6 separate regions of the Mus musculus genome follow, and regions 2, 3, 4, 5 and 6 are each linked to region 1. A link is a loop called in an ENCODE intact Hi-C map of the cell type or tissue named here. Cell type or tissue: heart. All regions are shown on one strand.

Region 1 (5,000 bases):
AAGTTTCAACACTGCACCTTCCCAGGCACTATTCTGCATCTGCTAAAACAAAACAAAACCTCAGATCTCTCTGGTCTCCTTAACTCTCAGCTCATGACGTCAAGAGAAAAGAGAAACCACCAGAAGGGAGTTTTTCCTCATTTTTCCACTAGCAAATTTCCCCCTTTTCCTTATTACTTCAATTGACCCAGCCTCTTTAAAAAGTCCATTAATTTCCTAGCCAGGTCTGTATTCCCAGCACGTAGGAAGTGAGGCAGAAAGATCAATAGTTAAAGGGATCCTTAGCCAAGAGTTCAAGAGTACTTGAAGTCCATTGAACAAGTCTCAACAAGGTATACATATATCATATTATATATGTATGCATATCTTCTCCCCCTCTTACCTTTCCAAGAATATCCTAACCCATTCTCCACTTTGCAGTCTGCATATTTGTGGTATACACAGATGTATGCCTGCATGTGCAAGTCAGAGGTTGACATTGGCTTCCTTGACTGGTCCCCATCTTACTTTTTTGAAACAGGGTTGCATGCTGAAACTGGAGATTATTGATTGGCTAGACAGACTAGCCAATGTGATTGGGAGATCCACCTTTCTCTCCCTTACTACTCCCGGCACACAGGTTAGAGATGTGTGCAGGGAATTTACATGAGCACTGGAGATCTGAACATGGTTTTTTCTTTCTGGGTTGGCACTGTACCAATTGAGCCATCTCAGCCCTGTCCACAGTTTTTCCCTCTCTTGTCTTTATAACATTTTCCTTTCGCCTGAAATCATTTCTAGCCCATCAAACATGCTCTAATATCTTTACTCAAGGCAGTAACAAAATTTGCTTTGTCTCTCTAAATTCTTTGCTCAGTCAAGCTTGCTTTATTTATTTATTTATTTATTTATTTATTTATTTATTTATTAAAAGTGTGTTCCCATTTACGCTCAACACTTCAAGCCCTAAACATGTGTCCTTTCTCAGCATGCTACAAAAACTGCTCTAGAAGTTTGGATATGGCAGTTTCTGCCTGTGAATCCAGCACTTGGAGCACAGAGGTAAGAAAATTGTTGAGAACACAAGGACAGTTTGGACTACATAGTGGGTTCGAGGACAGCCTGGATTAGAGTCAGGCTTCATTTGGAAAAAGAAAAATAAAAGCAATAATGTCTATAATGTCTTCAGTCTTTATTTTACTTGATTAGCCTCTAGCATTTGGCAAAATGAGCCGTTCCTCCTCAGTACCACATCTACCATGATTTCCCCGACTATACTCCTGATTTTACTTTTTACCCTACTACTTTAGAGTTTCTTTTCAGCCTTCTTCAGTCTCTCTTCTTCTGCTCATCCTTTTATAGCACAAGTTACACAGAGTGATTTTTTGGACCCTACCTGCCATCTGTTGCATATTCTTATGACCTGGATTTTAAAAACATTTGCACTTAGAATTCTTACTATTCCATACTTTTATAAACAAGTGCGTATGTAGTGGTGTATGCACTGGTGTGTGGAGGGCCCATGCCCATGTGCATAAATGTGAAGGTCAGAGGAGGTATCGGATATAGATGTTGGGCCTGGTTCTTCCTCCCAGCCCCATGATCCCAGAAATAAGACTCAGACTCAAAACATATTTACAAATACCTTGGCCATAATGCTATGTTCTTTTCTGATTAGATCATAACTAAACATAACTCATTTATTCTAATCTACATTCTGTCACATGGCTGGTTACCTGTGCTCAAGTACCATGTGTCCGTCTCTTCAAAATTTCCCAGGCAAATCTCCCACACCTGGCTCTATCCCAGAATTCTTTCTGCTTCCCAGATGTCCCACCACCTATTTCCTGCCTAAGCCATTGGCCATTGGCTTTTTAATTGACAGGTGGTGTATCCATACAATACACAAGATATTCTCTCTGCAATCAGGTGCCTATTACTCTCTCACTAAACCTAGAGCTAGACTGTCGGCCAATAAGGCTCAAAGATCTTCCCCCAGCACTGGGCTTGCTCACACACCTGGGCTGGCTTTTTACACAGGTGCTGTGGATTTGAACTCAGGTCCTCATGCTTGCATGGCAAGTGCTCTTCTGCCCTAAACTGACATTTTAAACCATCCTGACCTCTGATTTCTTCTGTGGTGCATCTTAGATGCATTGGTGGTAATCTGTATAGGAAGACCGTATACAGATTACTACATCATATTACATTAAATTTTTGTGTAGTGTATGCCAGGGGTGAGGGTCGGTCGGGGAACCTTTTCAAGAGTTGGTTCTATCTACACACCATCTGGGTCTTGGGATGATGGATTTAGGTTTTCAGACTTGAATGCAAGCACCTTTAGCTATGGTGCCACCAGGTCAGAATAAATGGGAGCACAGAGCTGGCAGTAATAGCACACCCCTGTTAGTCGCTAGCAGTTGAGAAATAGACCCTGTGAATCATGAGTTTTAGACTAGTCTGGGCTCCAAAGGGTTGGAGGTCAGCCTGTATTGCACAGTAAGACTCTGTACACTCATACACACCACATCCCTCCATAAACAGTGCAAATGGAGAATAAAAGTCTGTGTTCCCTTTTGAGTTGGCTATAGGCGCCTGCTTCCAATTTTTAATGTCCTTATGGGTTCTTTAATCTCACTTATATAAATGCATTTGGCGGGTGTTTCCCCGCCTCCCCCCCCCCCCAAACCCTTAACTCTACGGGGAGACCACCAAACTGTAGGGGAACTGCAGCAGGTAAAGACCAGCAGCTCCAATAGCTTGCTGGCATTCCTTAAGGTTCATAGCAAGAGTCAATCTCTTCCCTTTTCCCAGCCCCGCCCCGCTCTCCCATCCACCCGCCTCTTCCATTCTCGCCAGGCTTAGTGGGTGCCTGAGTCGGGGTGGGAGGGGAGGAAAGGGAGAGGGAGATTTCAGAGCTCCGCCCAAACCCGCCTCCCAACCCATTCTCCCGGGGACCGCCAGCTTTCCAACCACACTGGCAATGAGCTTTCTTATCCAAAGGAAATCACGTCTTCAGCTGCAAAGTAGGGACCGCGGGGGGGGGGGGGGGGGGACAGCCCGCGTGTTTACTCTCGTTGGCTCTCTCCCGCGCTGCTGCAGGGACGGATTGGCTCTCCCGCTCCCCTGACGCTCACGGGCTCCGCCCCGGAGCGGCCATCTGCTCCTCGTGGGTCCTGGGGTCTCCTCCTGACCCACTCCCTCCGCCCCTCCTCTCGCGCCCCTCCCCGCCCCCACTCCGCCGGGCTCCGCCCCTTCCCCCTCCCGGCGCCTGGGGCTCCGAATCTTCCCCGCGGTTGCCCCGGAGACGAGCCGATACCAGGCAAATAGGCATTGGAGAAAGAAAAGGGGGGAAAGCTGCACGACAGCCTGTTAACAAAGGAGCCACAAAAGCAGCCCCCGAATGTCTGGGAGAAAAAATCCGAAAGCGAACTAGCAATCATCCCAATTTAAAACCGGAGGGAGACGCAGAGGAAGGGGCAAGGTTCCCGTGGGGTGGGTGCACAGATTGCCTTTTGAGCCTTTGGGAATCTCCTGGATGGTGGTGTTGGACCAGCCCAGTTGACTTTTCAAGTTGGAACTGCTAATGAGGGATTCGTGTCCATCCTGGCGGCCGGGTTCTCGGGCCAGTCCAGCAGGCTTCCTTACGGGTGCTAACACGTTGGTTGGCAAGACGCGTTTCGACGAAATATTCCTTCCAGGCGCTCCGTGGAATATGACTTTGGGATTTAATAATGTATCTAAAGGTACTGGACAGGAGATGAAACTTCACGCAACGATGTTCTGCTCAGGGACTGTCAAACAGCACTTGAACAAAGGGTTATTGGCTTGAACCAACTGTCCTTTTCACTCAAAGTGTGACCTATTTCCCTACAATGAACAGAAAGTAACTGTTTGACAATTCCGAGCCAACACTAAGAGAAACGAGCCATTCCCTCGACTGCTTCTCGCCTCCATCGTTCACGTTGCAGTCATTAAATGCAAACGCCGAAAGATGTTTTGGATGTTTTCATGAGCGAGACTAGAGGAATATTTATTAAGTTGCATCCTCTATCCCCTCTCCCTTCCAGATACATTAAATCAACGCCTGGTCTTTCACACACTAAAAGCGTCTGGTACTTCGGTGGCAAGGGCTGTAGCGAACGAGAGAGATATCCTACACACCGCTGTAGAGCTTTGCCTTTAGCCTGGGTTAGACGTGGAGTCTCCAGGGATTTTCTTTCTGTCTCTCAACCTTGCAGGCGATTTCTTCTGAGACTAGGACTCGGTCTTTTAGGATTTCCTCGCTGTTGCCTCTCTTCCAGGAGCACACTTGATGCTGTGCACAGACAAGTTCAAAATGAGAGTCCCTCCGATGTTGGCAGCAGGCTAGGAAAACAACCCGTGTCGACGAGAGTAGCTGCCTCCCAACTGTAAATATGGATTCGTACACTCAAGGCTCGGTCTAGTTTTACCACAGAGGAAAATTAATGATGTCGTTTCTTACAGTGATAACATGCTAGCAAGTTTCGATCTTCTGAAAATGGTCCTCACAATGTTTTGTGGAAAAGTGATCGGTAATTGGAATAGTTGGAGAGACGCGATTTGAGGTGCTCCAAGGACCAATTTCAAAATATTTTATTTCACGCCTCTAGGAGAGAAAGGAACGAGCATGGCTTAGGCTGTTTGCTGTTTTTGCGTTTCCCACATCTGGCCTACAGACCTAATTCCAACTGGAGATCTTGCTAGATGAAATTCGATCTTCGTGGTTTAAATACCTTTCAGTGTGGGACGATTTAACAATTGCAGCAGTTTTTTTAAAAAAAGAAACACCCCCCCCCAAAAAAAAAAATCCTTGCGCACTATCTGTGAAACCCTTATGGAGTGCGGAGGGAAAAAATGCTGCTAGCACACAAATCCTACCCATTGTCTTTAACACTCGTATACACACTTATACACGTAAACACACGGGAAAGATGGGGGAGGGGAGAGAATGGCTAGAGACAGACGCGGATATAGACCGGCAAGAGTCAATGCGAGTC
Region 2 (5,000 bases), 110 kb before region 1:
TCAAAAAAAAAAGTAAATATGAAAGATATATTTTTAGAATTAAATACACACTATATTTGGAAAATTTAGCATAGTAGATAATACTCAATTGATAATTCTATATTAGCTACATGGTGAATGTATGCTATTTTACTTATGTTGAACAAAATAAAGTATATCATTAAAAGTAATTTTACCTGTTTCTTATTCCTTCTTAGTGCAGATGTGGTTTAAATTGTTTTTTGGATTGAATGTCTATTGGACTACACTAGTCTAGTTGCTAATTTTATCATCTAAATAGGATATTTTCTCATTCTATTATTGCTTATTTATTACTTATATCTCTTCCCCTCTAGGAAATAAAATGATATACATATCATGTCATAGGCTGTTGACTCAACAATGTATAAAGTAACTGTAAAATATTACAATATTAAATGAAATTACATGTATTATGAAGGATCCTTTGTGGGAAGGCCACTTTAGCTCTTGCTTTTGAGAAATTATATCTGGCATGTAAATAAATGTCGGGATACTTAAATGAATGATACTAAATGATATGTGTCAAGAGGTTGATCATTGTTAATCTTTGGGAAAACTACCACCACCACCACCACCACCACCACCACCACCACCACACATATGTAAGAAAACTTTGGAACAACTTAATAGATATATTCAGATTTAGTTTATGGCTTTTCCCATTGTTCTCTTCCTCTTCTGTTTTGTTGTTGTTGTTGTTGTTGTTGTTGTTTTTTTTTTTTTTTTTTTTTTGAGACAAGATGTCACTCTACACCCCAGACTGGAGTCAAACTGGTGGCCGTTGCCTGCTTCAGCCACCTGAATACACTGTAAAGACACAGGCCTCTGGCTTCACATTGCTTTGTTTTGCTTTTCAAAGGAAAATAACTTCATTTACACTGCAAAGAGGGTACTGAGAACTCCAGGAGGAAAAGGAACCACCTGCCACTGTCCTCACAAGCTGGATATCTCATTGTTAAGTCACTTGTCTCAAAAATGGCCAGACTGTGCCCACTGCTCACTCCCATGCTGCCAGTTTAGTTCAAGTCACCCACTTAGAAATAAATATACTTCAAATGATGTTTTTCTTCTGTTTAGGACCATTCAATGACCTCACTGCACACACTAAATGCCAAAGCTTTAATGGCTTATTTCCCCATGCCCCGAGTAATTGGCCCTCAATCCCACTAAAGTTTTCCCTTGCTCAATGCTATCTTTAAGGCAATGGTTCTCAACATGTGACATGCAACCCCGTTGGGAGTGGAACAGCCTTTCACAGGGGCACATGTCAGATTCTCGCATTTGTTCAAATTGCTCTGCTGATGGATAATGAAGCATTCTTTAGAAAGGACCTTCCCTAGACAGTCATCATTTGGGAGGCAGAGGCAGGTAGATCTCTATAAGTCCCAAGGCTAGGCTGGCCTGCTCTACATAGCAAGTTCTGGGACAACCAAGGGCTATGTGGAGAGACCTTGTCTCAAAAAGCAAAAACAAACAAGAAAATTTCCCTTCCCTGAATGCACTTTTGCTTAAGAGAAAGTAAACCAACCCAGACAAAGGGATTCCTGATCACCTTTATCTTCTTATCTCTCATGTAGTGCTAACTTCATCCCCTTGCCACTGGGACATGAAATGACCTTCAGTAAAGACATGCCACTAACTTAACCCCCAAAACTCTTCATAGACAGGATTTCTTATTTTGTTCTCTCTTTGAATAAACACTCAAAACCTCCACTGAGGCTCTTAAGCTTCGCTGGAATCAACTTACTGGGTAAGAATGAATCTAATTGTTATGCTGGCTTCCATGTCAGCAAAATAACAGATGTACAGTATAATAGAGGAGAAAAGAACGTGACTGTTGGATTGTTCAAGCAGGTGCTACATGAAAAAAACATCACATGGAACTTTCTCAAGTGCATTTGGAAACAGCTGGAAAGTAGCCAGGAGGAGAGCCCTGACTCAAACCCCAGGACATCCAGTTGTGAGCTGGGATTAGACAGGGACAGCTGAGTCAAGGAGCACACTGGCACCTTCAGCTTTGTATTCCTCCCTTGCCCTGCGACAGAGGCACCAAGGAGCACAGTCCCTGAGGAGACACGCTCTTGCAGAGTCCAGCTGCCTGCGTCGCTTTCAGAGAGCACCAGATAACACTTGCAGAATGGTCAGAGGGGGAAGGCAAGTTACCATGGTTCTCTAGCTATTATTGCATCCAGCCCATAGTGGGATGGAAATAAGTGCACATGTTCAAAAAGGCCCTTTGGGAAAGATCAGGGGCCTACACTGGGACACAATGGTAGGCTTTGTTGCAGAGAAAGGCTTTGGTCTGGCAAGTAACAGCAGTCCCGCTGGACACTGGGTTCACTAGGCAAACTGTATGCAGGGATTGCATCCTTAGAAACAGCAGGCATTTATTGTAATTAAAAGGCTGGAGATATGGTTCAGTCAGAAAATTGTTTGCTTTGCAAACATGCAGACCTGAGTTCCATCCATAGAAATTACATCATCATCATCATCATCACCATCATCATCATCATCATAGCTGTCCTAGAGACAGCAGGTAGAACCTGCTGGTTTCAATTGTATACCTCTGTGTGCTGCTGCTCATGCCCACAGAGGTATAAGGTGATCCCAGAAACACAAGTCACTCCAGTTGGGGTTGCCCATGGCAAAGCTCAATAAAAACACAAGAAAGAGGAGGACAGAAAAATGTGGGAGAATGAGAAAGAAATGAAAAGTGAATAGCCACCAGCTTTAATTTGCTAAAGAAATTCTGTCCTTTCCTGCTCTGCTCTGCACCCAGCAAGCTCACATCTAGAATATGGCTCCCTTCAGACTTACATCCTGCCTTGATATATAAATTATTTGGAGGAAAAATTCTTAGAGTCAAGGTTAACAAAAAACAGCTGTGAAATAAACCCTGAGCCGTGTCCTAGATCTCTCCTAGTATGCAGAGTCTCCTCTCTGTTTTGAAGAGTCAGCACATCCAGAAGGGGTGGACAGAGGCAGAACTTGGCAAAGTCTCTGGAATGTGAGAAGAGTTCAGGGCTACATCAGACGGGCAAGGGAGAGGAAGCAACTGAAGACATCCTGTCTAAAATGCTGCTTCTCTCTTGAATGTTTCCATCTAGCTAATAGGTACAGTAGTTCTCTCTGTCTCTCTCAACCCTTCTCTGCTTCTCTCTCTCTCTCTCTCTCTCTCTCTCTCGTTCACCCTCATGAGTGTGTGTGTGTGTGTGTGTGTGTGTGTGTGTGTGTGTGTGTGTGTATGTGTGTCAACCCCAGGTTGATCTGGGACAACATAATCAAAGAGGACACTGGACTCCTGCCTCCACCTCCCACATGCTGGAATTACCAATTATCAATTTTCAGCACCATCTCCTCTTTCCCTCTCCCTCTCCCATCCCTGTCTTCCTCTCTCACCTCTACCTCTGCTTCTCTGGACTGTGGCCCTGCTACCAGAAGCTAACTCAGAACAGTACTCATGCCAGGACATGTCGGCTATGTAGTATTTTCTGTCAGAAAGTTAGAGAAGTAAGAGCTAGAAGTTTGTGGGGCAACGAGGAAGCCTAGAGACACCCACAGAGAAGGCAGTGGAGCGCTTAAGCCACAGAGTTCATGAGCTGGCGAGAGTGAGAAAGAGAGAAACTGGGGCTGCCAAATGGAAACAGTCACCCTGGGGCTGGGGTTGTGGCTCAGAGGTAGAGTGCATGCTTAGCATGAATTTGGGGTTTCAACCCAAAAGCACACCTCTCTCTCTCTCTCTCTCTCTCTCTCTCTCTCTCTCTCTCTCTCTCTCTCTCTCACACACACACACACACACACACACACCTACCTGCGAGATGCTCCAATGTGTTAACTACCCACAGAGACATTAAACCATTAACTGTTTTCAAAGTGTGCCTACTGCACTATTATATAAAGATCATTCTCCCTCTTAGTCTGTGGGTGCTATTCCACATGCCTGCCTAGTGGCCTATGGTCACGCTTTCCCACCATCCCCACTTTTAAAATAGGAAAGCACAGAATCAAAGTAGTTGAGTGCCTCTGCAAAGTGCACACATCGAAGGACTTCTGAAGGGGCTAGGTCTTAAACCCATAGATTAACATAGCTGCCAATCACATTCCAGGTCTTCGGGTGGCAGGTAAAGAATTCTTCTTCATCCTTAACCTCTCCTGTAACTTTAATTTTTTTCAAACTTCATTTTTAATGATGGTTCTTAAACATTCTAACCTTCCTTTTAGCCCACCACCCGCCAGGGATAGTGGAATAGAAAGGGGAAGTAGACCAGTTTAGAAAGGTTCTTTGGGGCAATTCCTATCTGTGTTGTCTGGAAATCAGTAGTTTAGTTCACAGGTCAGCAGGCAGCCGTAGCTCCATCCACTCGCAAACACCTCATGGATGCACAAGCTATCCAGTTGTGTAGAATAGGGTTAGCAACAGCAGTGACATGACCTAGTAAAGACAGCCAGGCCTCAGCCTCAGCTCAAGTCAGAAGGAGGGACCTGGAGGGACACCAGGAGAACTTCTCAGCTGTGTCTCTCTCAGGGAAATGAAGATGCAAGCCCACAAGCATTGCACAGCTAGCTGTACTAGCAAGCCAAGCTCTGTCTCTGTCACTCCTTGGAATCCTATTTATACCCTCCAAACATCACATGTCCTCGACATGTCTTGCCTCACTCAGCATGTGTATCCAATCAGCCCGAGTATAAGGAAGCAGCAAGAAACTGCAGCACACAGCCAGAATTTTTTTGTTGCAGTTTTTCTCTATGGAGTCCTGACAAATGCAGCTCAACTATGAAATGCAAGGTAGACCAATATATGTGCATTGTTAGCAGAGAATCCTTCATCACGTGTCCTTTCACGTGCTTGCTTTAGCAGAACATCCTCTCTCCTCTGTCTGCTTCAGTGAAACGTTCCCACACTAGTCTGCCTGAGCCTTTCACCTGTGTCCATTTTAATGAAATGTTCCTTCAGGTATTTGCCCCAGCAAAACACCATT
Region 3 (5,000 bases), 720 kb before region 1:
ATGAAGGTTATGGAATGTACATCATAGGTGGAAATTCTCACTTTTAAATTAAACCCAGTATTTAGTTACTTCTTGATTCCTTCTTGAATTTGGTTTGTGTGTACCTCTTAAAATGGTAGCCATTTTGATTCTGATTTGGATGAGCAAAAAAGATAAGAGTTGATCTAAAAGGTGATGACAAGTCTGTCATAAATGTCAGAGAATTTAATTTTTGTGAGGATGCCAGCAGAATTAGCACATATGGGTGGAACCTGGAATAAGAACAGACTGTTTCTTTGATTAGGACATCTCTCTCACTCTCTAGATTCCAGGAAAGGTAATAGTAACAAGATAAAGCTTGGTGAAATGCTGAATATCACATTTACAAGGTCTAACACCTGAATAATCATTTAAAGTCATCTTTTCAAATAGATCCATGTCAACTGAACAATTCACCACCTCCAAGATAGAGAAAGAAACTTTAGTTCCTTTAGAGTGATAATCACTTTGCTAATCTATACTCTTTCATTGTAGACCATTCTCTATACCAAAAATAGTACAAGAAGGAAAGGCATATTCCTTACTTTAATGTGGACAAAAAACTTCAGCATTTTAATGAGAAAGCTCCACACCTTAAAACATGCTGTGAAACCACAAGGATGTTTATTCAAAAGGCGAAGGCACACATTTGAAGGGGAGAGAAACTGGACACATTCATTCTCTCAGCATTACAGATTTACGTGTTTATCCATTTCAAATGAGGACAAGGCAATACATTTTGATGTTGTCGGGTCTAAGGATCTTCCTAACACAGTTGTCCACTTGAATGTATCCCTCTGTAGAGTCTGTTTGAAATGTTGGGCTCACTTCATAGGAAAGACACAAACAGCCTTTCCCTTCTATAATTGTTTCTCTGTTCTATTAAGGAACCATTTATTTGTGTCTATGTGTCTGTGTGTCTACATGAGTGTATCCACACAAATGTTTGTAGGTGCACTTAACTCTGAATGTGGAGGACAGACATAGATCCTGTAAAGTAAATTGGAGGGAGGGTGCTTTTCTATTTGCCCTTTATCTCCCCAATAAATAACATAGAGACCTTGTATTTATATTAAAAACTCCAGGCACTAAAATGGGCAGGTTCTGAGATATTTTAATCTGACTATGCCAGCCAGGTATACTTTCCAGCCACTTGCCCCACTACTTATTTGTCATTTTAGTCTTGCTCTGGTTGTTCCTGCTGGCAGTGTCCTCATGGTGAGGAACTGGAACTCTGCTCATGGCTAATCTCTCCCTCCCTCTGGTCCCCACCAGAGACCCGTCACATTGGGCCTGAAAGTCCTGTCTCTTCTTTCCTGCCCAGCTATTGGCTGAATCAGCTATGTATTAACCAATCAGAGGTGATGAAAAACAATCTTTACACAGCATTGAGACAGGAGATGCTCTAAAGATACAAATGATACCAATGTTTGGATTGCAACCAGATCTCTGGGCACAGTGTTCAGCATTTGAATACACAGTGCACAAAACCATTCTCTGGCAAGATCCTGAGGGGCTAGGGCTAGAATTGGAGTCACAGAGATTTGGAGGATGCCTGGTTTGTGATGTGGGTACTGGAGTCTAAACACAGGTCCTCCTGACTGTATAGTAAATGGTCTTAGTCACAGAGCACTCTCTGTCTCTCTCTGTCTCTCTGTCTCTGTCTCTCTCTCTCCCTTTTTATTATTAGTTCTATTTCTTTCTAGATCATTAAGACAATTTTAAATGAATACATTTTCTAAAATTTGAAGCCATTGTATATCCAGTGAAGTTTAAACAATGCTTTTGGACCTTCACAGTCAGCGTTTCTTTGTCATATCTAAGAACAGTTTTGGCTTGTTATTCCTAGAGGCACACAGGGAGTGCCTGTATTTTAATTGTTCCATTTTAAAGGATGTGGTGGCTTGCATACAGAAACATCTGATAATTTATATATTTTCATACAGGAACTCTTGCTTCAAAACACATGTAAACTCACAAACACCACAAATACTTTTTCTTTCTCTCGAATTTCAGGCAACAAGGGAGCCAGAATATTTGGAATTTGTATAACCCCAAACTGTGTTTTCCTAACTAATCTTGGCAAGCTTAAAACCCCTGGAAAGTAACAATTCACTTCCCAGGCGATTGTCCTGGACAGCTCTGCAGGAGCAAAACTGAACAGGATATCCAGCTATTGAAAGGGGCCGTGGCCCAGGTGGCCCGTCTCGCAGCTGTGGAGGGGCCTTCAGAGTGGGGCTGCTCCTGCAGGAAGAGTTTGCTTTTCCTCTGTCTGTTTTCACCTGGGAAGAGTATGTGGTCATGATCCACATGCACAGCTTGCAGGCACAGGACCCTTCCTCCACAGCTAGCATAAATCACCAGAGAATAAATCATGTAGGAGAAGCCTGGCACACCCACACAAGCAGTTATTTGGCTATGAAAAACAGCTTCAACTTTAATGTCACACTGGGAGGTATATAATGCTACAGACAGGAGACCACTTAGAGCCAATTGCTAAATTCATGAACAGAAAGGAAGCAAGGATGTAAGGATTGAGATGGATTCTTTGACCTCCATGTTAGGGGTTCTCACTACCAAGGGCTAGGTTTGCTTTGTGATGTTGGACTTCTATTTCTATGTATTTAAATTTTTGGAGAGAAATGATACATTTTATTCAACATAAAAGATCCTCAAGGAATTCTTACAAATAAGTCTGTCCAGACATAGTTTTCAAGTAGAGCAGGAGCCACCATGGGGAAGGTGATAAAAAAACATGTTTCTGTATTTTGTACTCGATTTTGATTTTTGATTTCTCTGTGAAGTACTTGTAGAGGAGGAGAAACTATATTTGTGTTCAGAGGAAAAATGGTTTGTAGTCTTCAAACTGAGATTTTTATTCTAGCTCACACAATTAAATTTGTGTTCATGTAATTGTGTTTATGTCCTTGGTACATGTAAACTTTGTTTTATATTCTTTTTGTTTGTTTGTTTTTGTTTGTTTGTTTTTTGAGACAGGGTTTCTCTGTGTAGCCCTGGCTATCCTGGAACTCACTTTGTAGACCAAGCTGGCCTTGAACTCAGAAATCTGCCTGCCTCTGCCTCCCAAGTGCTGGGATTAAAGGTGTGTGCCACCATGCCCAGCTTGTTTTATATTCTTAATACTAATGGACTAATATATTGATGAAATGTTATATAGATGATAGAACAATGGTGGATGGTAACTAGGCATAGAGATAGATAAATGATGAAAGACTAAAAGATGAGCTATCAGAATCTAACACTGTATTATTTGTTTTGTTTTTTTTTTTTTACATTTTTTATTTGATATTTAACTTATTTACATTTCACCTGTTATCTGCTTTCCTGGTTTCCCCTCTGCAAACTTCCTATCTCATTCCCTATTCTCCTGCTTCTATGAGGGTGCTTTCCCCATGCACCCACGCACTCCCACCTCACCATCCTGGCATTTCCCTAAACTGGGGCATTGAGCCTTCAAGAGCTGCTGCTCCTATTAATGCCAGAAAAGGCCATCCTCTGCTACATATACAGCTGGAGCCATGGGTCCCTCCAAATGTACTCTTTGATTGATGGTTTAGTCTCTGGGAGCTCTGGGGTTGGGGGAGGTGTCTGGTTGGTTGACATTGTTGTTCTTCTTATGGGATTGCGAACCCCTTCAGCTCCTCCAGTCCTTGCCCTAACTCCTGTGTTGGAGTCACCATGCTCAGTTAAATGGTAAGCTGCAAGCATCCACATCCATATTGGTCAGACTCTGGCAGAACCTCTCAGGAGACAGCTATATCAGGCTTCTGTCAGCAAGCACTTCTTGGCATGAGTAATAGTATCTGGGTTTGGTGTCTGTACATGGGATGGATCCCCAGGTGAGGAAGTCTCTGTATGGCCTTTCCTTCAATCTCTGCTCCACATTTTGTCCCCATATTTCCTTTATACTGGAGAAATTCTGGGTTAAAATTTTGGAGATGAGTGGGTGGTCCCATCCCTCACCTGGGGGCCTTACCTAAATTCTGGATATGGTCTCTATAGATTTTCCCTTTCCTTTGTTCTATATTTCAGCTAATGTCATCCCAGTTGGGTTCTGGGAGCCTCTTGCTTTCCTGGCATCTGGGACTTTCTGGTGGCTACCCCCAGTCCTCCATCCTCCATTGCTACACATCTGTTTAATTTCCTGACCCTCTGTATATCACCCTTGTCTCACTATCTGGGTATGCATCATTTTTAAAGTATAAGTATAACACTTTTATTCTTTTATTCCATAAAATTATTAATTGACAATTGATTTACTGTGAAGATTTTAGAAATTATCAAACCAAATAATTTATAATTTAAGAAGCTGAAATCATGATTGTGTGAGGATGGAATTAATAAAGTTGTATCAAAGATACATTTTTTCATAAACATGAATACTGCTTAAAGCTATTGTCTTCTAAATTTGTTTCAATTTGGAAACATATGTCAAATTATTTTTAAATTGTACTGCCACAATCATAAGTTGCGTAAATGAATAAGCTCTTCATTGGTGAATAATGTTATTTGTGAAGAATTCTGAACCCATTTACACTTTGAAAAACATGACCATGATCCACCATCAAATAAGAGAAGTTAACCCAGTGTACTATAGTCAGTGGGATGCATTTCATTTTGATGTTAATTTCTCTCTCTCTTTTTTTATTAAAAGTGACTAGTAAACATAAAAGAACCCTATTCTTCTACTCTGGATATTTTTCATAAATTAATAAAGAAATACATCTGTGAGATTTTAAGGGTTTCTTAGTCTTCAGTAATCAAGTAAGCTATAGAATATAAATTTTTATTGTATTATATATAGGAACTAATTATCTAAATAGCATATACTTAGAAATTCAGAAAAGTGTTCCTTTTCCCAGTGTGGTATATCCACCATGAATCTTACATACCATACCAACTGTTGGTATATTCTTTCTCTCTCTCTCTCTCTCTCTCTCTCTCTCTCTCTCTCTGTGTGT
Region 4 (5,000 bases), 91 kb before region 1:
ATGGAGTGCAGTGAAATTCTAATTGTCTTCCCCCCCACTTCCTCCCTCTCCCCACCCCTCCATTCAAATGAAATCAGGAAAATTCACATTCTCCAAGTCACACTGAAGTTACTAGTTTCTCAGCCCTGACAGGCACCCCACAATAGGGGGTTTCTCTGCTTAGAGCGGTCATGGGAGTACAAGCCTTTCCTGTTGCTTGGAACCTCCAGGGCTTGGCTTTGTGGAATAGGATCAGCAGAAGAGAAGCAAACTATTTACAGCCAGAAGGCCCTGGATCTAGGAGCCTGGAAGCCTGTTTTCTGCTTTGACCTGACCAGTGAGTCACTGTCCCAAAGCCAAATGATTTCCGGTGCTTCGGTTTCACCTTCTATAAAGTAGAGATAATCATACCCGTTCCTCCCCACGTCCTAGTGCAGCGTAAAAAGATATCATTAAATGTGTGGGCCCTAGGGAGAGGAGGCTGAAATCAAAGCATGCTTACTGCTTTTCCTATTGCCAAATAACCTCCTTAATAATCATAGCTTTCTCTCCTAATAACCCATGCTACTACTGGCCTGGTAACCTAAATGTCAGAAGATCCATATCACACTGAAGGCCTGCTTGGTGTTAATTCACATAGCAAGGGATTGTTCTCAGAGTCAGCAACTCAGTTTTGTGGGTAGCCATTTACAGGAGTAGCTTCGACCAGGAGGAAGCAGGACCCTGAAGAGTACAGGGTCCAGTGGGCACAGTAGAGCACACTGCTGACCGGGTTAGGTAACAGTGGCATCACCTCTCCTGGCTTGTCTGCCAGGCTCTCCGGGCTCTCTCTGTCTTGAAAAGAACAAGGTGACGTTGTCCAACCACATGTACTCCTTGAACCATTCAACATCAACAAGTGTTATTTCAAACCTTGCCTGGGGGAGTGGGGGATGGGGTGGTGTGGGGTCATGTGGTCCACAACATTAAATTCTAATTTCGATAAATGTACCTGCTGTTCTTTTGTATTAAGTGATGACATGAAGCTATGAAACCTGAGGCTCTATTTTTGGCTTTATGTATTTTTTTTTTTTGTGGGAAAAACTACCCCTTAAAACTTTTCATGATGATGTGTGTATGTGTGTGAGTATGTGTGTGTGTGTGTATGAGAGAGATAGAGAATGTGTATGTGTAAGTGTGTGCACATGTATAGACTAATAGAACAATTTTCAGGAATTAATTCTCTCCTTTCATGTGGCTCCTGGGCCTTGAGTTTACATCATCAGGTTTGGCAGGAAGAACCTTTACCCAGTGAGCTATCACAAAGGCATCTTAGCCATTTTAAAATTAGTTTTAATTGGAAAATACGCACAACACAAAATTTGGTGTGAACTATTCCATTGCTATTCTTCCATCCTTAAATTCCATTTCAACTATTTTCATCTTCTCTACTTAAACAACTGTGTCTTGAGACAGTCTCCCTATTTAGCCAGGTTGGTCTCAAGCTCAAGATGCCCAGCCCTAGGCCTTTTATGTGAGGATCCGGATCCATTGAACAACTCCTCCAGCCCCTAGCAAGCACCACTCCACTCTGCCTTCATGCATTTGACTGCTTTAGGATCCACATGTAAGGAGATCTTTCTCTGACCAGCTGATCTCATTTAGTATCATGACTATAACTTTCCATCACCATCCCAGCAGATATCAGGACTCCCTGCATTAAGACTACTATCTCTTTGGAAGTGTGAATCACAGACTTTAAAGGCATGATCTCTAAAGCCTTTAATTCCAGAACATTCCCATGTTGAGCCTGAGAAGAAGTCTGCTGTGAGTTCAAGGATGGCATAGTTTTAATTTCCATTTTCCAGTTCATTGGGAGCATGTACTCAAGTCAGAGGTGGGACTGGTAATCACTCTGCCTCTGCCTTTCCAGGGCTAGAATTAAAGGCACGTCTCACCGTGCCCTACCATGTCCACCTCCTTTTTAGCCTTTGAAGAACCACCACACCACTGTTGATAGGCAATCCCTTGACAGTGAACAAAATCTTGCTTTTTCCACATCCTCTCCAACACTTGGAATCTTCTGGCTCTGTTTATGGTTTTGATAGTAGCCATCTTAATGTGCTGTAATTCCATTTTGACTGACGTGCAGGGAATGTGAGATAAGATTTAAACAATGTAGCCGACTTTCTTGTACTTTTGTGAGACTTTTCATGAACAAGTTGTTAAACATTTAAACAAAATAACTAAAAGACATCGTAAAGAATTGGATTTTTTTTTAGTTACCCTTGCTCTGCTGTCTGGAGAGGAAGTTTAAAAAAACAAAAGGACTTGCAAAGGACGGTAGGGGTTTTCCCTGTTGGTTCCAAGTCAGCAGAATAAAATGAGCCCAAGAGGCTGTAATGTGTTGCGCTGTATTCTCCTGCGTGTGTTTAGTGCAAATGTTCTAGATGTCTCTAAGGTGCTTTTGTGTGTTTCACAGTTTGCATATCTTCACTACGCAACTGCCTGGCCAGAGCAGATAAGCCCCAGAAGGAAGAGTGGAAGGGGTGGTGGTGGGATGGGGGCAGGGTGTCTTCCCAGGAACTGGGTAACAGAATAGGGAATCGAAGCGCTGCTAACCCTGGACAAAGGCAGAAAGAACAAGAATGAAGAGGAAGTCAGGCTGCGCTCCCCCCTCCCCTCCTCCCCCTCGCCCCTCCCCCGCCCAGGCCCGCCACCAGCTGATTTCAGCGTCAGCTGTTTGGTTTGAAGCCTACTTCCCCTTCTAAACTGCTGATGCCCTTGCTCTACAGCAGGGAAGAGCCAACCCTGCCATGCTAATCTCTGACTGCCCACAACCCCCCTCCTCAGTTCTCCCTCCCCCATCCTCCCCCAGTCATACCTAGGCATTTAAAAACTACAGATTACTGAATATGTACTAATTATGAATGTCAAACAAGATGAAATAACTTCAGTCTTAAATACATTTTTATTACGAAAGTGTATTCAGAGCAAAGTTGCTCTCTTCCACATGCTGTAACAGGGATTCAGCAATTTAAAACTGTTTGCTTAGCACAGGGCCTTCATTGACTGTAGAAAATTCTTAAAATTTTAAATAATTTTGAAACTATAATAAACTAATATGTACAATAAGCTCAAAGTCACTCCATTTTTTTTAATTATTTTTATTTTTGACATGCTCTGACAGGTCTAAACTATGCCATCCAAGCTAGGTATGCTGGTCCATACTTGTAACCACAGTGCTTGGGGTGTAAACAAAGTGAGTTTCTGTCTCAAATACGCAAACAAACAAAAACAGCAAAACAAAGAAAATCATCTTTGGTGTGTGGTCGCCCTTATTAGTTTCCTTCTAAGTTGTGAAGACTTTGATAGCTGCCAAGCCTTCACTTTGCCCCAGGCGTGGAGCACTCTGTAGAGCTGAGCGGGAGCCTGGGTTGGGTCAGACTGGTTCGATCTGGGTACATGGGGGAAATGACTGGCTAGAATGCGGCCTAGACTAACTCACTGCAGAACAAAGTCTAGACCACCCAAGACACACTGACCTCTTCTGTCACCCATTCTTCTTCAGCAAGTGGTCCTCAGAAGGAACCCCCAAAGGGAGGGAGCCTGGTATTTTTTATAACTACTTAGAAAGATATTTAGGAAACTTTGCTAATCTAGTTTTGTGACTAAGTCTAAGAAATGTCCACAATCTGGTAAGAAGGGCTGGTACGATGATGATTCAGTGGTAAAGATAAAGGGGCTTGTTTTGCAAGGCTGACTACCTTGGGTTCAATCCCGTGTAAAGATGAATGGGGAAAAAAAAAAAAAAAAAAAAACTCCACAAAGCTGTAGTCTGACACACACACACACACACACACACTAAATAAATAAACAATTTAATTTTAAAAAATTAAAAAGACATGTCCACAATCATAGTGTGTCTTTTTGCCACTTCCACAAACATGCAATTAATAAAATAATGTATGCCTACCAAGTGCAGATGGAGCCAGCTTCTCCAATTGTTTTTGAGAATTGTGCCAAGTGGTCTCTTCTGATTCTTGTCTATACACAATCCAGACCAGACGTGAATTCTCAGTCTTACTGCTCAGCATCCTGAGGGCCAGGATTTTAGGTGAGTGAAATCACTATCTGGCTTTAGTAGCCTTTGAGCTGTTTTAGACAGTTACCTTGTGCTTCCTAACAGGAAAAGGTGGGAGAGGTAATAAGCCTAAGGCTAAAGAGTAAGTAGGACCAGAAGGTTACAGAGTACAGGAAGTCTTCACACACACTCACACATATGACACACACAGCTCTATACCCAGAGTAAAGCCACTTGTTTTCTGAGCTAATCTCAGGGGGGTGGTAATAAAGAGAGTATTTTGTAAAGGAGATTGCCTGTCTTAAGAAAGGAGGGAGAAAGATGAGCAAATGAAAATTTTCCATTTGTAATTTTATTATTTTACTTTGAATGGCCTCTTCACGTATATCTGACAATTTACTAAGCCTAATGGCACATATTATCAATCCTAATATTTGAATATTTGAAGGTCTCTAGAGGCAAAGCAGCAAAGCAGGCTACCCTCTGTGAGTTCAAGGCCAGCCTGAGCTATATGTTGAGGCCCTATGTCAAATTTATGTATGTGTGTGTGTGTGTGTGTGTGTGTGTGTGTGTGTGTGTATGTGTGTGTATGTGTGTGTATGGCTCTGTATGTGTGTTTATGGCTATGTGTGTGTATGTTTGTATGTGTGTATGTATGTATATATATGGCTTTGTGTGTGTGTGTCTGTGTGTGTGTGTGTGTGTGTTTATGGCTATGTATGTGTGTATGAGTATGTCTGCATTGAACACTGGCATATGTGTGTCCAAAGTACACATGTGGAGATTAGAGAACAATTTTGAGGGTTTATTCTCTCCTTCCATCCTGGATTCCAGTGACAAACTTAGTTCCTCTGACAAGTGCATTGTCTAGCCAGCACTTGTACACACTGAGCCACATTTGTGGCCTCATTTCTTAATTGTTTTTGTTGTTTGATTGTTTGTTTGTTTGTTTGTTTGT
Region 5 (5,000 bases), 200 kb before region 1:
ACCTGTCAAATTGCTTTCTAATTAATTGTGTTTATGCCCATAAAATAGTGCTGCTATTAATTCTGGCCAAAGAAGCTTTTTTCTTATAGTGGTCAACAGTGACTATAAAGACTCTTAATTGGTTAAAGTGCTGAGCATAAGATGAATATTGAATGTTCATCGAGAAATGGAACATTTACAATACCCCCTTTTAGTCTCAGCGAACATGGTGGAAGATGAGAGAAGAGACCCAAGACCAAGAGAAAGGGGGATAGGGATGACACAACTGTAACACTCCTGAAGTCACAACAGCATAATTACTCAGACATGATTTCCACAAGATGGGGCCAGTTAACATGTGGGGTGGGGATCATGGGATTCTACTCCTCCCTCTGGATTAATAGAAAGATATTATTTAACATGGGGAAGGAGACACATTTTCTTCAGTAGTCACTCATTGGTAAGGTGCACAGGGTCCTGTAAACAGCCCCTCCTGTAAACAGCCCTAATGAAACTTATCGGGTCACACACACACACACACACACACACACACACACACATGCATTCATACACACATACACACACACTTACATGCACACACACAGGCACATATGTACATACACATATATAACCATACACACATATGTGCACACACATACACAAAGCAGCACATACCGGCACATGCATACACACATGTGCACACACATATACACACATACATACACATTCTGCAAGCACTCTGCAGCTGAGCTGCAGCTCGGATCCTGTTTCCTCCTTTATGCTTTTGCAATATTTAATGTTACTCAATGTCATTTCAAAGCACTTAGCACAAAGCTGTATCTTTTCACGTGCTACAGATTGTGCTGTGACAGACCCTCAAGAGGTAAATTCCCTGGTGATACAACATGGAAAACCTGAAACAAACACATATACACATACACACAAAGGTATATACACACAGAGACACAAATATACAAACATACATATATATATATGACACATACACATAGCATACACACAAGCACATCATATAAAAACATACACCTATACATCCATATATATCCTACACAGGCATGTAGATACAAAAATATAAACACACATCTATGTACCATACACACTCATATATACCCATATATACATACCCACAGACATACACAAACATTTATATATATATGTTTATGTATGAACACACACACACACACACACACACATATATATATATATGTATATATATGTCACACGTATACAAATATATGTGCATGTCCATTTACAAACTACACAAACATACAGGCATGTGTCTACACAAACATATACATATCACACACCCATACACACACATATAAATATGTACTGCATACATATAGACATATGCACATATAGCACATAAACATATATACATATATACATACATGTACACCACAAAGAATACACAATTATATACACACATCACATATAAACATAAACATGCCCATATATGCAATGTATTATATAATCACATACACACATATATATATATCCATACAGACATAACCATACCACATATGTGCAAGCACATAAAAAAATACATACACACAAATACTTATACAAACACAGAGATGCAGGCATACATACCATAATTCAATAAACCCATTTAATTAAATTGACTATTTTATTGTGACACATGGCATTTAAATTACAGAAAATTTAAATATAAATAACAGAAAACACTGCAAAAATGAATGAATGTGACTGTGTGTGTGTGTGTGTGCGTTGCAGTTAAAACTCAAAAACAGAATTTGAAGAGTCCACCTATGTGGTAACTCCATCCTGGGGGAGGGCGCCTGCTGAGGTGCTGGGCCATCAATTTGCTTTAGGAATCCCCTGTGATGTTTAGAGGAAGTGAGGACAAGAGCTATACAGCCCCAGAGTTCCCCAAGAATCTCAGAACCCTCTAAATTTCCATTGGTGAGGGAGGAGGGTGAAAGGGAAAGAACAAAATAGGGAAAAGTCAGATGAAGTCATCTGAAGGGGATGATAAAAGGATCAAGGGCTAGAAGCAGAGCCTGGGGATAGTCCCTGGCTACCACCACCGTTTGCCCTATCAGAGGCCTGGAGCCATAGCTGGAAGGGCCAGTTATCTGGAAGAGAGCTGTAAACTCCAGAAGGGAAGGCAATACTTCTCCATGGGACTTCCCTGACAGGGGTTTCAGATCTTTCTCTGAAGCAACCCCAGGGCTTGTGACAGGGTTTCAGGGAAATGAGACAACTCACATGCAAATGTCACAGGAAATTCAGCACTGAGCCTTGCTGAGCAGGAGAAAGCACTCCACAGCCTAAAGGAGAACAGAAACCAGTGAAAGGAAGCCCCAGAGAACCAGAGAACACCTTACCAGGTCCTCTGTAATAATTAGAGTTACTACTGACCACCTACTGTGTGCTTAAACTCTGAGCACCTTCCCACCTATTCTTACAACACGTGTTATGAAACAGACATGATTTCTCCCATTCTCCTCTGTCCAAAGAAAGAAATACTCTCATCACAAAGTTTTATGGTTATGTGTTTCCTTGTGACAAGTCACAGATAAGCTTAGGTCTATTTATCATCCATAAGGTTATAGAATATCACAGCCTAAAATTAGCTGGTCCCTGGCCCAAATCAATCTGTTATCAATTAGTTGTGTAGAAACAGACAACTCATGTAGGTGCTTCAGGTCTCAGCTCTCTCAACATAGAATGGGGCTGCAATGGGGGTCTCTTCAGCCTTTGGCCTCCACAGGAAGTCATTTCACGCCAAACTAAGTAAGAAAATTACAAAATCACCATTAAATATTTTTAAAAACAAACTATGTATTGGGTTTATCATGATCTTGTTCCCTACTGATAACATACACTTCAGGGTAGTTAGCTTAACAAATTAAAATATTTTTAAAGTTGTGTTTTGGAGATGACCATGAAAATGGAGACAAAGTACTCAAAGTTAGCTCTCTGTCAGCAGAAATGAGGCACAGGAAAAAAAAATCAAGTCAACATTCTTCCTCCTACCCCCACCCCCAACCCCGGGAGTAAACCATCACTCACCGTGGGAAAATGATTACTTACAGGAAGTAAGGCTGGTGAGTCATCACACTGTTGTTCTGGGACTCTGAAGTGAAGCAGCAGAAATTAGCAAAAGGACTGAAAGGTTGGGGTGTGGTCTGTGACTTGCCACCAACTCCTTTCTGGGCATTGCAGGCTGAGGAAAAGCAAATAAGCTTTGGGGATATTGAGTCACAAGGCACTAAATCACAATCCTGTGCTGGGCTGAGGATCCCAGGGCAAAACCACACAGCTCAGCTTCCGGAGTCACTCCTTGAGCCTGAGTTCTCAGAACTCCAAAGTGTCATTGATCAGCAAACACCAAGTAATGCCACCTCTGGGCTTGTCCTGACAGGCAACCTGCTAAGTCCTGCCTGTGTAAGAGGCAGCCTCCTTATAGAGAAGATCAGCAAGCCTCAAAGGAGGACTTCAGTCACTTAGCACTACCCTCTCCTTCAATAATGGAATAATATACAGACACCACAATCACACTTCCTATTGTGGTCTTAACAAATAATACTGCACTTCTATTTTCTCCTCTGCAACTAATTAACCTGCTGCGAATGCTTTTTCCACTGGATTTTTCTAGTTGCCCTTTGATGCCCTTAGAAAATGTCTGAACAAGAAGCTGTTCTGTAATCAGAGGAATAGAAATACACAAAAAATTTTAGGATGAATCACCTACTACATATGCAAACTCTTAGGAGCCTGGGGTCCAAGATGGGAACACTGAACTCTTAATGTCTTGGTTTTCTCTATGCCATCTGTGTCTTGAAGCAATGAAAGGAAAAGTTCGGTCCGAAGATGTTTAAAATTCTCACAGGTCAGGACAGGCTATTGGAACAGTTTTTGTTATAGAGCCTGGACTGAACAGGACTCTACGGCTAAGGACACCAGTTCCAGGGTCATTTGCTGTATTTAAGTCTGCCTTACCAAGTTAAAATAATACAATCACAGACCCTAATATGTCCATTTTTTATTGGTGAACTGTGTAATTGTGCTATAGACAAATTATGGGCAATACAAAGCATTCAGAGAATTATTAAGATGATATTTAAGACATATTTGTTTAATTAATTAGTCCTCCCCTGTACCTCACTGAGCCATGGGGTTTCTGTACCTCACCCTGGGCACTAAGGGTCTTATGGCATGACAGAATTAATGTGTTAAGTTAGTTTGTAGACAGTTCCATGTCCAGAGAAATCTTGTTAAACCCATAAATCGTCAAGCCTGCTTGAAAAAAAAACACAATGTAGGTGAGCTTAGACCATGCTCTGGCTGCTCAAAAAGGCATTTCCTCAGATGCTCTGGGATCTTTGCTCCTTAGATTAATTCATTGAAATTTTATACATGTATATATCTTTTAATCATACCCACCTCCATTTTGTCCTGCCAACTCCCTCAAGGCCCTATCCCAACACATTTTCCTCTCCAACAGGTCCCCATCCGAACTTCATGTCTTTCCTTCCTTCCTTCCTTCCTTCCTTCCTTCCTTCCTTCCTTCCTTCCTTCCTTCCTTCATTCCTCCCTTCCTCCCTCTCTCCCCACCTCTCAAATGGGCCTAATTAGTGTTCCTTATATGCACATAAATATAAATATCAGGGCATGGGCCTACACCCTCCACCTCTTCTCCACCCCACCCCCAAATTCTTGGGCCCTCTCTCATCTTGGTACATATACAATTTTCAGTTAGGGGTAGTGCCTCATGAGTCACTCCTACATTCATGCAAGAATGTTGACTGGCTTAATCTTGCATAGATCTGCAGGTATCCACAGCTATTCTGAATTCATGGGTGCAGTGGTCATGTCATATGAAAAAGACAGAATTTCACAGCACTCTGCCTCACGCCCTAGGTGTTATTCTCTTGGAACAAGTCCTGAGTGCGGGGATGGAGTGTTGACACAGATATCTCACTTAGGGCTGGGCATTCAGTCACTTATCCACAGTACTTAGACCAGTTATGTCT
Region 6 (5,000 bases), 52 kb before region 1:
GAGCAACCAGTGCTCTTAACCACTGAGCCATCTCTCCACCTCCTACTGTTGGCTTTTGAATACTCTGTCATTTAAAGTTATACAAAGCATTGAAGTTTGACGTTTTCCTGTTGATTTTCCATGCATTTTGGTTTGGTTTGTGTACTGGCTAGTTTTGTGTCAACTTGACACAGCTGGAGTTACCACAGAGAAAGGAGCTTCAGTTGAGGAAATGCCTCCATGAGATCCAGCTGTAAGGCATCTTCTCAATTAGTGATCAAGGGGGAAAGGCCCCTTGTGGGTGGTGGGACCATCTCTGGGCTGGTAGTCTTGGGTTCTATAAGAGAGCAGGCTGAGCAAGCCAGGGGAGGCAAGCCAGTAAAGAACATCCCTCCATGGCCTCTGCATCAGCTCCTGCTCCCTGACCTGCTTGAGTTCCAGTCCTGACTTCCTTTGGTGATGAACAGCAGCATGGAAGTGTAAGCCGAATAAACCCTTTCCTCCCCAACTTGCTTCTTGGTCATGATGTTTGTGCAGGAATAGAAACCCTGACTAAGACAGTTTGTTTTTGAGACAGAGTTTCTCTGAAAGAGCCCTGACTGTCCTAGAACTCCCTTTGTAGACCAGGCTGGCCTCAAGCTCAAAGAGATCCACCTGCCTCTGCTTTCTTACTGCTGGAATTAAAGGCTAACATTTTCCTCTTCTTTAACCATTACATAAACATTGTAATCCCTTACACAAACTAGCTTTAAACTAACCTACCTGCTAGACTCTGTAAACAGGTGTCTTATTGATATCGTAAAGTTCTTCTGTACAGTGCGCATTGATTGGAAACCATACATTAATTCCAGCTTTACTACTTTCCTGTTCATTGGATACTTCTGAAAACCCATAAAATATGCAGGGTAACCAATGTTAGACCCTGCCTTAGATACTCATACTTCATGTTTCAAGTTAGAAATCATTTATGGCCAGGTGTGGTGGCGCATGCCTTTAATCCCAGTAAAGGCAGGCCGATTTCTGAGTTCGAGGCCAGCCTGGTCTACAAAGTGAGTTCCAGAGCAGCCAGGGCTATACAGAGAAACCCTGTCTCGAAAAACCAAAAAAAAAAAGAAAAGAAAAGAAAAAAAAAGAGAGAGAGATCATTTATGTTCAAATTCTGAGCTGATACCATGCTTTCCAAAAGTCCAAAAGTCTCTTTGTCCATGCATGCCTTAAACACAAACATCACCATGCCTGCACATGACAATGAGGCTTCTACAGACAGACCTCAAAATGAAAGCGGCCCCGGGGGCGGGTATGGGGGGAGTTGTGACACAGTATTGTGCTGGGAGAGAGAAATATACAGCCTCCAAAAGAGGAAGGTAACTAAGCCGCAACAGCAGAAAACCATCCACCTCATCAGTTTTCAGCACAGAACGGTCTCATAAAAACGTGGTTTGGGATTGGTTTGGATTCCTTGAGTTTCGCTGAGGTTCAGTTTTCATTGACCTCGCTTCCCTCCTCCGGGCTTCTCACTTTTGCAGCAGTTCCAGCGAACTTAATCACAGTGAGGCAAACCTTGGAAAACTCTCAGCACACCTGGGCTGGCTTTAGCTGTGAGGCAACCTGGCTTCCAGGCTTCATGGCCTGAGCGTTCGGCCCCACCTAGATCAGAATGCCTAGGACACAGGGCTGTGTGTCACTGTTGGCACCAGTCACAACCTCTAAGCAACAAGTCTCCCCAGGGCCATACAACCGGTGTTGACCTTTCTGTGTCAACTGAGATGACACATGGACCAACCTGGGAAACTGAGTGTAAAGAAAAGCGAAGCTACTATAGGAAAAGCACAACCACCTTGCCCACAACTAAAAGAAGGGACCTGACCTCAAGGAACCAGTCGCTGAGTGTTGGGGAGAAAGAGAGCGTGCTGGAAAAGTGATCATAAAACTGATGAGATGGCTATTTGTGCTGAGCTGCTGGTTTCGCAGAGAAACTTTTCCACAGCTGTGGCCATTTGTCGGAATCAACTGCAGCCCTGTTTTGTTTAGGGTTTTGACAAATCACAGAATTCTCTGTGCTGTGTTCTCCTGTGGGAAGAAAAGAGGACGGAATCTATAGATACGGCATTCGGTAGTTTTATGTTTTCTTAGGTTTCTCCTGGGCTGCGAAGAGGAAGCCTTGGCCCTGTGACAGCCTGGCTTGGCCTTGAAGACCGTCAGAGCCTTGGCTGGGCTGCTGGGACTGTGCGGAAACCTGGACCTGGTCCTCACCGCGGTGCCCAGGCTGCTCTCCCAGTTTCCACAGCTGCTTATCCCAGCTGTTGCTGAACTTGTCTCAACTACCGCCCTCATACTCACCCAGAGGACCTTTTACTGGAGAAGGCAAGGCCCCGAGTGAGGAAGAGAAATATATAGTTCCCTCTCCTCCAGGTCTGCTAGAAGGATACAAAACAGAATCAGTTGAGAAAGAACAGCAGGGGATGTATTTGCGTTCTTTTAACGTGAGGGAGATTTGGTATGATTTCAGACAAAAATAAGAATAACCTCAGTGCTTGACTCTTGGCCTACTGACATGCAACCAAGATAACAAACAGTACCTATTGACTCATTCATCAGACAGCCTCTCCACAGTCCTCCCAAGCAGCTTCCCAAACACCAGGGTTACAGTGATGATCCACCATGCCTGGCTCTGCCTTTCTCTCTCTCTCTCTCTCTCTCTCTCTCTCTCTCTCTCTCTCTCTCTCTCTCTCTTAGATGATAGAATTTGTGAAGAGAAGAAAGCTAATTTAAAAAAAAATTTTGGCATGATAGTGCAGTTCTTAAAAATTCTAATTGAGGTCTAGCAGGAGAAAGTTTCTACTTCTAGCTTTTTAAAGTTTTTTTTTTTGTTGTTGTTGTTGTTAACATGTATTAATGTATTAATCTCATGTATTCTAAACTGGCCTTGAACTCACTGTGTAGCTAACAATGGCCTTGAACTCATGATCTTTCTACCTCTTTCTCCAGAAGACTAAGATTACAGGTGTGTCTCTTGTGTCCAACTTCAGTCTCTTATTTGTATTTATTGAGTTCAATAAATTTCTTACTTTATTTCTTAATAATTATTATGATGGCACAAGCAGTGACTCATGGGAAGATATACCCAGTTTCAGTCCACCGTGGCCTGGGTTTGTGGTCTTTCTTGGAAATAAGGGTCTCTGCAGTTGTAACTGAGCAGGGGGAATTGGGAAGACATTGTCCCTGATTCCCCAGACAGGCCCTACATATGGGCACAAAGCACCATGTGAAAACGGAGGCAAAGGAACACTGGGAAAGTAGAGTTTAAGAAAGGGGCTGGGCACTATTCTAGAATGTTCAGAGAATGAGGCCCAACCAACACCTTAATTTCAAACTTCTGACTCCACTGACTATGAATTAGCAAATTTCTGTTGCTATTGCTGTTGCTCTAAGGCACACATTTGTGTCAATTTGTCCCAGCAGCCTCTGGAAATTAATGCAGTTAACTAAGGTCTTCATCAGCTTCTGTTGCCACAATCATGGCTTCTTGAGTATTTCATCTGAAAATAAGCACAAAACTGAAAAGAGAATCTGTCCTATAGAACTTTGCAAACTATAAGGATTTCACATGCACGCTAAGAGGTGCAGGAAAACACGACAGTGTTGTTATGTGTACAGGAAGAACATGACCACTGTTTCCTGGGGTGGTTGCAAAACTGTTCAAAGGGAAGGGCCTGCAGGTGGGAAGATGTTTACTGGACAAGTGGGTTCTGTGGGGGATGGGGAGCATTCTTGGAGAAGCTGGTAACATAAAAAGATATATGGAGGTAAAAAATCTTGTAGCTGCCTTGGGGACTGGACATGTTTGAAGTGTGTCTGTGAAGATCCCAAAGTAGGTATGGTGAGGAAAAATGCTAAGGCCAGATTCCAGAGGGTGGCTGGGGTTTTGAGCAAGGTACTAACATGATCCCATCTGTGCTTTAGGAAGATCACTGTAGAAGAGGCAGCAGACTGCCCTGGAGTCTTAATACTACGACAGAAAGCCTCATGAGGCAAGCTCTGAGGAGGATGGCATGTGCGCACTGGAGATGATGACAGGCTAAACTAAGACACAGTTCTGAGGCAGAGGAAATAGAAAAGAGTCCAAGAGTTGGAGAAGTGAGAAGCAAAGAGGGTAAATTCCATTACAGTAGTGAGAGATGAGAATATCAAGAAAAGCACCCACCAGGTGTGTGCTGCATTACCCATAACCTCCACAGTTCAGAGGCTGAGAAGAAGGATCATCAGGGGCTCAAGGCTAGCCTTGGCTATGCAGCTAATAGTGACTTTGAGGTCAGCCTTGACTGTATGAAGAAAAGGAGAAGGTGTGGGGGAGGAGGAGGGTGAGCGTATGGTGGCAAGCAGTTAGAAGTCAAGCAGGGTGAAGACTGAGGAGGGATGGTGGTCAGAAGATGTGGGGGGAGATGGTCTCCACTAGCAGTGTGAACTGAAAAGAAGTCAACTAGCAAGCACGAGATGCAGGGATTGCTCAAGACCCGTAGCTGTCACAATGTGTTCACACTTTCCCTTAGCATCCAGGCAATTTGAAACAGCCTTGGGTCCTACTGAATCAGACATGCTGGTACAGAGCTCTTCTGCATTCTCTCTCTGTCTCTTGCTATCTTTCTCTGTCTCTGTCTCTCTCCCTCTCACACATACACAATCACACACAGTATTTTATTAACTTGGTTCCCACTTGTTGTTGTTGTTGTTGTTTTCATATGGATGTCTTATGTAATCTAAGGAGACCTCAACCTCTCTGTGTAACCAAGGGTGACTTTCTGACCCTCCCCCCCCCATACATCTCTAGTGCTGAAACTGCACATAAGCATCATCATACCTATTTTATGCAGTGCTGAGTCGGCAGTCTGGGTCTTTATGTATTCTAGGAAAGCTCTATACCAACTGATTACAGCCCCAGCCCCAATCTGTGTTTAAATGACTTCTGATGATTCTGACACTATCTGAGGTCTGGGACCCACTTTCCATACTATGCAGAACCT

Evidence for each region. Hi-C counts contacts between places; a loop is a spot of excess contacts. Peaks named below come from ENCODE experiments on the same cell type or tissue, not always from the same donor. Only the 100,000 strongest peaks of a DNase experiment are listed, where the experiment ranks them.
Region 2: a loop joins it to region 1, with 2.2 times the contacts of the local background. A loop is called at or near these places in 3 of 42 quality-filtered maps.
Region 3: it touches region 1 in a loop (6-fold over the local background); 4 of 42 quality-filtered maps call a loop at or near these places.
Region 4: a loop joins it to region 1, with 3 times the contacts of the local background. A loop is called at or near these places in 12 of 42 quality-filtered maps.
Region 5: it touches region 1 in a loop (8-fold over the local background); 14 of 42 quality-filtered maps call a loop at or near these places.
Region 6: it touches region 1 in a loop (3-fold over the local background); 7 of 42 quality-filtered maps call a loop at or near these places.

What each region holds. Positions count from the first base shown.
Region 1 is chr10:37,139,237-37,144,236 of GRCm38, reverse strand. It overlaps 5930403N24Rik (RIKEN cDNA 5930403N24 gene), which reads right to left and starts at 4,705. Exons shown (of 3, transcript NR_166104.1): 1 at 3,492-4,705. In heart, no CTCF peak of the experiment used is centred here; DNase peaks (open chromatin) are centred at 2,996 and 4,246; H3K4me3 peaks cover 2,920 bases; H3K27ac peaks cover 2,691 bases.
Region 2 is chr10:37,248,289-37,253,288 of GRCm38, reverse strand. No RefSeq gene overlaps it. Among named protein-coding and RNA genes, the nearest start is that of Gm26535, 69 kb to the left of the region's middle. In heart, no CTCF peak of the experiment used is centred here; a DNase peak (open chromatin) is centred at 3,018.
Region 3 is chr10:37,858,458-37,863,457 of GRCm38, reverse strand. No RefSeq gene overlaps it. Among named protein-coding and RNA genes, the nearest start is that of Gm46220, 200 kb to the left of the region's middle. In heart, no CTCF peak of the experiment used is centred here; a DNase peak (open chromatin) is centred at 2,217.
Region 4 is chr10:37,229,758-37,234,757 of GRCm38, reverse strand. No RefSeq gene overlaps it. Among named protein-coding and RNA genes, the nearest start is that of Gm26535, 87 kb to the left of the region's middle. In heart, no CTCF peak of the experiment used is centred here; a DNase peak (open chromatin) is centred at 2,677; H3K4me3 peaks cover 670 bases; H3K27ac peaks cover 3,087 bases.
Region 5 is chr10:37,335,574-37,340,573 of GRCm38, reverse strand. It overlaps Gm26535 (a long non-coding RNA gene), which reads right to left. Exons shown (of 5, transcript XR_871577.1): 4 at 3,058-3,190; 5 at 1,626-2,753. Among named protein-coding and RNA genes, the nearest start is that of Gm26535, 19 kb to the right of the region's middle. In heart, no CTCF peak of the experiment used is centred here; DNase peaks (open chromatin) are centred at 2,203 and 3,053; H3K27ac peaks cover 1,085 bases.
Region 6 is chr10:37,191,562-37,196,561 of GRCm38, reverse strand. No RefSeq gene overlaps it. Among named protein-coding and RNA genes, the nearest start is that of 5930403N24Rik, 55 kb to the right of the region's middle. In heart, no CTCF peak of the experiment used is centred here; DNase peaks (open chromatin) are centred at 1,341, 1,681 and 2,221; H3K27ac peaks cover 376 bases.